2 separate regions of the Homo sapiens genome follow, and region 1 is linked to region 2. The links are chromatin contacts, found by Hi-C or POLR2A ChIA-PET in ENCODE. All regions are on one chromosome and are shown on one strand. The core of a region is the stretch at or near the end of the contact, and the rest is flanking DNA. Distances in the headings are between cores, read along the strand shown. Region 1 overlaps ANKMY2 (ankyrin repeat and MYND domain containing 2). Region 2 holds the start of TSPAN13 (tetraspanin 13).

What was found. A loop is a pair of places that touch in the nucleus more often than their neighbours do. ChIA-PET counts read pairs that join two places held with the same protein, here RNA polymerase II (POLR2A). Pooled maps may share reads with other maps.
Region 1: a map of Caco-2 shows a loop between it and region 2 (2.6-fold over the local background). The contact joins the enhancer-like site here to the promoter of TSPAN13 in region 2. A Hi-C loop is called at or near these places in 1 of 168 maps with a recorded cell type or tissue (Caco-2) and 1 of 50 pooled maps. POLR2A ChIA-PET finds 5 or more read pairs at or near these places in 3 of 52 experiments (A549, A673 and activated CD8-positive, alpha-beta memory T cell).

Annotation. Positions count from the first base shown.
Region 1 is chr7:16,597,527-16,602,626 of GRCh38, reverse strand. ANKMY2 (ankyrin repeat and MYND domain containing 2) reads left to right here. Exons shown (of 10, transcript NM_020319.3): 9 at 118-247; 10 at 1,682-2,848. The coding sequence ends at 1,866. Among named protein-coding and RNA genes, the nearest start is that of ANKMY2, 46 kb to the left of the region's middle. Within about 2 kb of position 2,629, at least 2 of the 41 ENCODE cell types and tissues checked have a DNase peak (open chromatin) inside an H3K27ac peak, as active enhancers do.
Region 2 is chr7:16,750,540-16,755,459 of GRCh38, reverse strand. It overlaps TSPAN13 (tetraspanin 13), which reads right to left and starts at 1,705. Exons shown (of 6, transcript NM_014399.4): 1 at 1,430-1,705. The coding sequence starts at 1,492.

The DNA of each region.
Region 1 (5,100 bases), core at 1,380-3,879, 150 kb after region 2:
TTTTAAAATAAAGTATGGAAAATGACATTTTTATAGCTTAGTTCTTGGTTTAGTCATAGTTAGGAAATCATACAACCCAAGCTCTGGAAATGAAAATAAACCAACAATTGCTTTCAGGTAATATATTGTGATCAAACCTGCCAGAAAACACACTGGTTTACTCATAAGAAAATCTGTAAGAATCTGAAGGACATTTACGAAAAGCAACAGTTGGAGGCTGCCAAAGAAAAGAGACAAGAGGAAAACCGTATGTATATAAAAACCGAGTTCACTCTGCTTTTTAGTGGAGAGAGAGATGATAGGTGATCTTAACACACTGAAACTGCGTCTTCTCTGGAAGCCATAGGAGCTCAGGAGTGACCGATGTAAGAATCACATTTAAATTTTAATGTGTCCCGTTTTTAAGTTCTTAGGATATAGTCAGCCTGGACATCACTGGAAAACAGAGACATCAAATTCTGAGGGATGTAGCTTATTTCATATTTTACATTCTAGCTTAGGTTACTGCCCTGGAACAATGGGACCCTTAATGGGTATTAACTTATATTCTGCTCATGAAGGATTTTAAAGTCTTTGAATAAGGGAATTAATTAAATTTCCACTAATGGCTACCAGAAGATTTTAAGGGTGGAAGCCTTTAAATTCCTTAATTAAATTTCAGAACTACAGGTGAAATTACAGAGTATATTTATAAATCATTCATTAAATTGCAGATCTAATATACAGATCAAATTTCTACAAGTGTCATAGCAGTGAATTTTGTATTTTTTTTTCTCCATCCCTCTTGAGGTTTTGTGACCCATTTTCATCAGAAATAGTGAGTTGCTTCAGCAGTGATTATCAGATTGGAGAGGAGAACTGCCCCCACCCTCATGCCTCATTCCAGAGAATGTATCATATGTTCTGGGGGAGTGCATGTAATTTGAAAAAGATGCCTCGGTTATTCTGATACCAGGCATTTCTGCCTCCATCTCTCAAGGAACCATATCCGCTTTACTACTGGGTTGAGATATACTCTCAGTGGAATTAAATGGTTTGTACACAATTAAACCATTTATCCTTAAGAGAATAGTCAGGCTTTCTGACTGCCATGCCTTCTCTTGTTTTCTTGACCAAACTTTTTTATTCTATGTGCTAAGGACAGAAAGTAACAAATGTTCATTACTAACACACTATTGAGGGAGAATAAGATTGTCAGTAGAATGGGCACTCCCAGTTGTTAAGCATCATTCATGCACCAAACACTGCTCTAAATGTTACAGACAACTTTATTCTTCACCAATGTAGGATAGCCTTTATTACCTGCATATTATAGACAAGGGAAACAACTTCATGCAGGCAATTACCTCTCCAAGGACATCAAATAAATTCACAGAAAAGCTGTATTCAAATACAGGCTTTGTCAAATCCCAAGCAACAATCTTGATTTAGAGATGGCTTTGGAGCCAGCGGCCTGAGTTCAAATGCTGGTTCTGCTGTTTCACTAGCCAGGAAACTTGCAGCAAGCTACCAAACCTCTCTCTTCTCAGTTTTCTCATTTGTAAAATAACGTTAGCGATGACAGTAGAGATACTAATATACCTCATGTAGTTGATAGGAAGATTAAATAATACATGTAAAGCATTGAGAAGAGTGTCTGACACATGGTAGGAACAAAATAACTTCTTCTTTTTTTAATCAGACGGCAAACTTGATGTCAATTCTAACTGTGTTAATGAAGAGCAACCAGAGGCTGAAGTAGGTATCTCTCAAAAGGATTCCAATCCTGAAGATTCCGGGGAAGGAAAGAAAGAATCTCTTGAAAGCGAAGCTGAGTTGGAAGGCTTACAGGATGCTCCTGCAGGGCCACAGGTGTCTGAGGAGTAAAAGCCAGAGCAAGTGCCAGTGTGGATGATCCTCACCCTGCAAGAAGCTGGAAAACTCCTAGGAATGCATTGTCCTCACCTTGTTATACCTGCGTGGCACCATGGCAGGATTCCACATTTCATAGAATACAGGTTTTCAAGCAAACCCCTGTTGACCATGCCCTAATTTCCTATTGATTTCTGTTCTATAATTGAATGGATATTCCTATGGAAAATTTTTTGTTTCAAAATACAGGAAAAACATTCCTATTACCTTTCTGAGGCTGGCTTTCCAGCAATTGTTTCAAAGGAAAATAGATCCCCTTAAAGAAAAAATACAGGCTTTAGGGAACAAAGGGACAAGCAGAACAGGTGTGGAAGAGAGATTTTCAGGAAGGGAAAAATTTATAGCTACAGAGGGTAGTTAGAAAAATCATAACTTATATGTGAATAAAATACATATAAGCAGCATTTACGGTAGTGGCATTCTACTTATTAAGATGCAATGAAATGAAGAAAGGCTTTATGTTCAAGGACCTTTGCCATAGTTCAGCTAATTGTAGTTTTATATAGAAATGATCCTGAACACTCTGAACTTGACGTAGTCCTGCGGTGATATTCTATCTGCAGTATTTGTACCTCCAGAATGGCAGATCCCTCAGCAGGAACAAAGGCATATTGACGGTTCTCTCAGCGTATGCATTAAAAAAGGTACTTCCTGAAACTTTTGATTCAATAATGACTAAACATACTATGTACACAATTACTGTAAGGCTAATTCACGTGCCATACTCCACCTGAAAGCCTGAGTTATCTTGCTATAAGCTTTTCATGGAGCACTTCCTTTCCAGAAACTGATTTGTAACTCATTTAGAGAATGTCCTGGCGTCGGTTTTTAGCATATGTGGTATTTAAACAGAGCTAGAATGTGATGTCTGAAGATAATGCTGCATTTCTGGGTTTCTTGTGTGGATTTTAAAATAAATTGTGCCTACAAATATAAACAACTCATCTTGTTTTATAATTTGCTGGGGAGTGGCAAATATTAGAGAAGTATTAGAGAACTTAAAAAATAATAGGGAACTTGACAAATATTGGAGAACAGCAAAGTAATAATTATTTTAATATGTACAATTGCAGAACAAAATGACTAGAATTCTCACCTCACTTTGCTGATCAAATTCTATCTTGTGGATTTTGTTTGTTTGTTGGTTTGTTTTTGTTTTGAAATGGAGTTTGGCTCTTGTCGCCCACACGGGAGTGAAATGGCACTATCTCAAGCTCACTGTGACCTCCGCCTCTCAGGTTCAAGTGACTCTCCTGCCTCAGCCTCCTGAGTAGCTGGGATTACAGGTGCCCGCCAACACGCCCAGTTAATTTTTGTACTTTTTTTTGTTTGTTTTGAGACAGAGTCTCACTCTGTTGTCCAGACTGGAGTGCGGTGGTGCAATCTCGGCTCACTGCAAGCTCTGCCTCCCCAGTTCACGCCAGCTAATTTTTTGCATTTTTAGTAGAGACGGGGTTTCATCATGTGAGCCAGGATGGTCTCAATCTCCTGACGTCGTGATCCACCCACTTCGGCCTCCCAAAGTGCTGGGATTACAGGCATAAGCCACTGCGCCCGGCCATTTTCGTGTTTTTAGTAGAGATGGGGTTTCACCATATTGGCCAGGCTAGTCTCACACTCCTGACCTTAGGTGATCCACCTGCCTCGGCTTCCCAAAACACTGGGATTACAGGCGTGAGCCACTGTGCCCGGCCTATCTTGTGGATTTTTATCTTCCTGACACTCCATTATTTTTTTCCTAGCCCAAACATATACCCTATACCACACACACCCTATACCATGCTGGCTCTAGGATGACTTTGAGTAAATTCAATGTTGAGGGTTAACTGGTTAGGAATTCAGCAAGCGAATTTAGACTGAATTTGTTAATCATGACAAGCCTCCCTCCGAAAAAAATAAAATCATTCATCCAAGTACTTCATCTATACACACACTGATGAACATTTATCTTTAGGTAGTAAAGGAGCCCTCCCAGCCCTCGCTCTCCCACTGACATGCTTTTTACCTGAGTTCCCGGATTTTAGTGATTTTTTATAATGTTTGTGTTACCATCAATTCTCCTTTTCTTCACCCCACTCTGTCACATGCTGTGGAGGACTCTGGCAAGAGGGCACGGCCCCTGTCTTTGCATACCATGGAGGGTTGTGGAAAAGCAGAAGAAATTGTCAGCCAGTAAACTGAGTTATTTCCCTGCTCTGCATTAGCTGCAAAAAAGAACATACATTTGGGGGAAAAAAGGCAGGCAGGTTTTATTCCTGGCCAGGAATGGAAAAGGAGAGAGCTCTTGCTCTAAAGACACCTTCCTCCCAAGCTGTGGGAAGCTGGGGAACTTTAAGGAGTTAGATGTTGGGTGGAAGATAGGTAAGCATATTCAGAGAGGAACTCCAGATGTACTGGCATACATCATAAACGTGTCTCCATACACCCCACGTTCAGAAAAGGCAGCGATTCTCCTCTGGGTGAGAAGCTTAGCATTATAATGATATGCTAATGATCTAAAGGTAGCAAGGAGTCTCTGCTTCTGGTTTGCTGAGTTTCACTCAGGCCTTATCTTCCTGTAGTAATTGGCGAAGGGTCCTGAAACTCCTGGACCACAAGGAGTCCTTTTAAGCAGGCTTAAAAGGACTTTAAGTAAAAGAGAATAGAAAAAAAGAAAGCTGTTTAAGAAAATAATGAGCTTCCTCAGCTGTATCTCCTGGACCGCCCTGGTAACAGAATTAGGAAAATAAATAGCAGTGGCAAAGTAGAGGTACTTTTCTCCTTTATTGTCATGAATTACTAAATGAATCAGAACTAACAGAGCTGGCATGAATAGGAACTTTAACATTGGACAAAGAGAAATTCAAGCATAAGCCATATCAATATCAAAAATTTCCTTAGATGTATGTTAAGAAAGGGGTGGTCAGAAAATGGGGTTGGTTCTGATTATCATAAATTATCTAAAACAGCATTTTCCATTATGATACCAACAGAACACATGGTCAACTTATTTTTTTCCCATGTTGAATTGCTTTCAATATACTATCAAAAAACTCTTCTCAAACAAAAATAGGACCTAAAGGATTTTGAATACTCTTACTATTCCAATACTTCTGGTACCTAGAGCTGATTGTAATGCAATATTGAATTGGCCAGTTAGTTTAAGAAATCAGATTCTGCTTTTTAATTCAGTAGATAATAATAATAGCT
Region 2 (4,920 bases), core at 456-2,955:
TGAAACTTGACATGTATCTCCAAGGAACTGTATCACCAGGTGTTCTAAAATTTTTTTCCCAAGTCTACTATTAATGACCATGTTGACCAGATTCTTACTAACTAGCCATAAAAGCGTACTCAATGCCTGTTTCTGTCTTGCCTTCAAAGCTTGCAGTCATGTTCACATACAAAGGAACAGTAAAGGTAAAATGACCCAACCTCCTTCTCCTGTTGGTGACCACAAGGCAGCCTCTCTATTCCAAGGAGGTAATCTAAGCTTGCACAGATGGCCTAGCTCTCTGCTAATGCAGGGGTGCTGGGTTTGTTTTCAGGGTGGGTGCTGCAAAGCGCCAGGTATATTTATAGAAGGGAGCAAGACTACTATGGAGGGATGATGACAGAAGAGGAAGTTTCTTCCGCCCGGTAGAGACAGCCTGTGGAAAGATCTGGATTCCACAGCCTAGGTTCCACTCCTGACTCGTCAACTACCAGCTATGTAAACTTACTAAAACCTTTTTGGTCTGTTACCTTATGTATAAAATGCAGATAATGCCCCATTCCCTCAGAAGGTTGTCAGAATGATGAACGAGCATTGTGTATGTAAAACCTGGGACGTGATAGGCATTCAATAAATGTCGATCTGTCCTGCCCATCCTCCTGTTCACCCAGAATTGCGCCTCAAAAAATCACAAAGAGAGCCTGCAGCGTTAAAACTAAGAGGCCCAAGCTGGTTGGCAGGGAAAGAAACGACTTGGGTGGGGGCTCGCTTATTTCCTGGAGGACTTGGTTTAAAATGGAGTTAGGATATTGATCATGGACAAGACACACAGAAAAAGCACCAAGTACTAGCAAAACTGACAACAACAAAAACAAAAAGACATCCCTTTACTGTGAGCACGAAACAAACTTCGGAAGCAGCGGACATCCTGTGAACCTACTCAGTGGCCTCAATTAAAATCCCGAGGGTACCAAGAGCTAACCCAGAGGCACACCAGCCATATGCCGCCTCGTCAGTTTCAGGCCACGCCATTCCGCAAAACTGTCCGCAAGCCCTGACGGCTCTCGCGCCTCCACGCCTGGCCCAGATGCGTCTGGATGTCAGGAGCGAGCGGCAGAAGGGTACGGGGTGGGAAAGCGGAGAGGTCCGGTTGAATGTTTGAAAAACAAGGCGGTGGGTGAGGGGGCGGGGTGGAGCAATGTGGCAGAGACGCGGCCAGCGAGCCTGAGAGACCGCGGCTTCACAATGAACGAAAGGAAGAGACTGCGACAAGCGCCGGCGCCCGGTCCCCGGCGGGGACGGATGGTGAGGCCGGGGGCGCGCAGACGTGGGAAGCCGGGAAGGGGGCGCGGGATGCAACGAGTGAGTCGCTGACCAGGCAGGGAAGCCAAAGAGCTCCCAAGCAGGTGCAAAGCCCCCAAGCGAGCAGGAACGGACTGGGGATACTCACGGTGTAAAGCAGGTTGAGGGCGCACAGGCAGTTCTTGGAACACGCGAAGCCCCCGCAAACCATCTTGGAACCTGTGGTTGCCGGCAGCTGCACGTAAATTCGACTCCGGCGGAGGTTCCCTGACAGCTGCTTTGTCCTTGCCTTTGGGGCCTGGCCCAGGCGGGGCAGCAACGCAGACGTGGGTGGGGGGCCGGGGCCTGGGGCTGCAGTGCGCGGCGCGCGCGCGGCGGCGGCTCGGACCCGCTTTGGAACCTGCGGCCGCCGCAGCTGAGCCGGAGCAGGAGCCCGAGCCCCGCCCAGCCCCTTCGTCTCGCCCCGCGCGCTGATTGGCCGCTGGCAGGGAACAAAGGTAGAAATATGCAAATAAATGCGCTCCGCCGACCGGGATCCGGGAGGGGCGGAGCGGTCCCGGGGCGAGGGGGAGAGGGCCAAGGCCGTGTGGGAGGGAGCCCCAGGCCAGAGCGGCGGCCTTGGTGTAGTTTCCCCAGGAGCAGGTGAGGAGGGAGGGCGGGGCTCGGAGGAGATCCACGCTGGCAAGGAGAAATATGACAGCACCTCTGGATTCTTGGCCCTGGCAGATGACGTGGCACCATTTTGAATGAGATTTCAAAACTAAGCACCTGGCCTTGTTTGAGGGAAGGAAGGCAGGAAGCAAGTAATGAATGAAAACATGTGAAAGATTTAAAAGAGAACGAAGTAGAGGCAAATGAAAGGGAGAAAATAAGTGAAACAATAAAAAATAAAATAAAATCCCTGCTTCTCTCAGAAAATAAGATATGTGCCCTATAATTGTGACCTGGACAGGTCAGACTTATCCTACAAAGATTTGCAAAATACTAATAAACTTTATGAATACATGCATGCAAAGGAAAATCAAGAGCGGGAGAAGGTGGGGATGGTTAATAGGTCCAAAAAAATAGAAAGAATGAATAAGACCTACTATTTGATAGCACAATAAAGTGACAATCGTTAATAAGAACTTAATTGTGTATTTTAAAATAACTTAAAGAATGTAATTGGATTGTTTGTAACTCAAAGGATAAATGTTTCAGAGGATGGATACCCTATTCTCCGTGATGTGCTTATTTCACATTGCATGCCTGTATCAAAACATCTCATGTACCCCGTAAATATATACATCTGCTACGTGTCAACAAAAGTTTTTTAAAAAATTTTAAAAAGAAAATCAAGAGAGATTATTTTTGTGTTCTGGTCGTGAATTTCAATAAACTTATTTTTTCACAAAAATAACTGAAAATCTTCAAATAACTCAGACTTCACCTCAATTAATTCATTATCAGTTTACTGCTTCTCTACTATAGAAATGCATCTTGTATCCTTAATTCCTCACCTATAAATTGAGATTTTAGAAGTATGTCAAGCACTTTTTGCATAGTGGCTGGCACAGGGGAAGGCCTCAATAAATGTCAGCTAGTATTCATAGATCTGACATTTTGTAAAGGCCTACTGTGTTCCAGGCACTAAGCGAAGGCAATAAAGGTTTATTTACTTCATAGTAGTTTCTACCAAAGAAAAAGGTTTTATAAAGAGATTTGCAAGTTTACAATACTATATCTAACCTAAAGGTTCATACGGAGTAAATTATGTAATTGCAAATGCTAAATTGTATTAAATTAAATTAAACATTGCAGCTGATTAAAATAATTCGTCTTCTTAGAATTCTCTGCTCCCTCTTCCAGCCTCTCCTTCCCTCCCCTGACCCCACCATACCAACAAGACCTCATTAATTTGTTAGGCTTTCTATTCCACATTAACCTTTTATATACAGCTAGAAATATTTCAAAAACTAACCTGGAAAATGATCCTCAAACACAAACAATGCTTTGATGATGCTCAACTTTCCTTTTTAATAGCCAGAGGTTTACAAAAGATGAGGCATTGGCAGGGAAATCTATTCATTCTCTTCCCATTCCTGGGTGTCACCAACATTAGTACCACTTCAACTATCACTCAACCAACTATTGCAACTCTCTCTTTGGCTTCTGCATAATATCTTCACTATCTCCCTATAGGCTGAATCACTTTGTTTTCCCAGAGAAGTACCACCTATCAGTCAGGGTCCCAGCAAAAAGGAGATGACTCGTTCAAATAGCATAACTGAGAAGAATTTCAAAAAGGGACTATTTTCAAAAGTGTGGACAAAGTTAAAGGAAACCGGCTGGGTGCGGTGGCTCACACCTGTAATCCCAGCACTTTGGGAGGCCGAGGGTAGTGGATCACCTGAGGTCAGGAGTTTGAGACCAGACTGACCAACATGGTGAAACCCCGTCTCTACTAAAACTACAAAAATTAGCCAGGCGTGGTAGCGGGCACCTGTAATCCCAGCTACTTGGGAGGCTGAGGCAGGAGAATCACTTGAACCCAGGAGGTGGAGGTTGCAGTGAGCCAAGATCGCGCCACTGCTCTCCAGCCTGGGTGACAGAGTGAAATTCTGTCTCAAAAAGAAAAGGAAACCAACAAAGCATGATGAGGCAGCTCAGAGATAGTAAGAGCAGGAAGTTCTAATTACCCCTAAGACTAAGGGGGTGATTTAAGGGAACAGTTACAGAAGCCAGGCAAGAGCTATAGTTGTAGGAGAGTTGTCTGATAGGAGATACGGCTTTTGATAGAGGAAACAAAACAATGTCTGAAAATAGGAAAACAAATGGACATGTTGCAATTTCTCCTGATTTGGATATAGAAATTTTCAAAAGACCATTTGTTCCCACCCTAATAAGAACAAGCAGTCTGGACAACATAGTGAGACCCCATCTCTACTAAAAATTGAAAATATTAGCTGGGTGTGGTGGTGCATACCTGTAATCCCAGCTATCCCAGCTACTCAGGAGCCTGAGGGGGAAGGATTGCTGGAGCCCAGGAGATCAAGGCTGCAGTCAGCTATGATGGCGCCACAGCACTCCAGCCTGGGTGCAGACCAAGACCCTGTCTCAAAGTAAGTAAAAACAAGCTAGATAAGCTACCAAATCATACTTACAACAAAAAACTATCGAAGAACTGAGGGGCTAAAGGCACTAGAGGAACTAAAATCCAAGAAGTGATGAGACATTATTAGAGGGGGAAAAAAACTCATAGTCACTTTCATCTCTTATAGACTGGCTGTGGAAGGGAGAAACTACCTTTGAGAGGGATAAGGAGAAACTAAATGACTATTTAACCATCTTCTACTGCCCCTACCTGGACTATGTGACAGTTTATAATCCAGAGCCCCAGCTACAGAATGACTGCAACTATTTGCCAGCTCTAACCCATGGGCTTTCTTTTAAAACAAGACATATAAGCTACAAAGGCCGTGGTCAGGCAAGATTGCTGCATTAGTTCGTTTTCATGCTGCTGATAAAGACGTACCTGAAACTGGGCAGAAAAAGAGGTTTAATTGGACTTATATTTCCACATGGCTGGGGAGGCCTCAGAATCATGGTGGGAGGCGAAAGGCACTTCTTACATAGTGGTGGCAAGAGAAAAATGAGGAA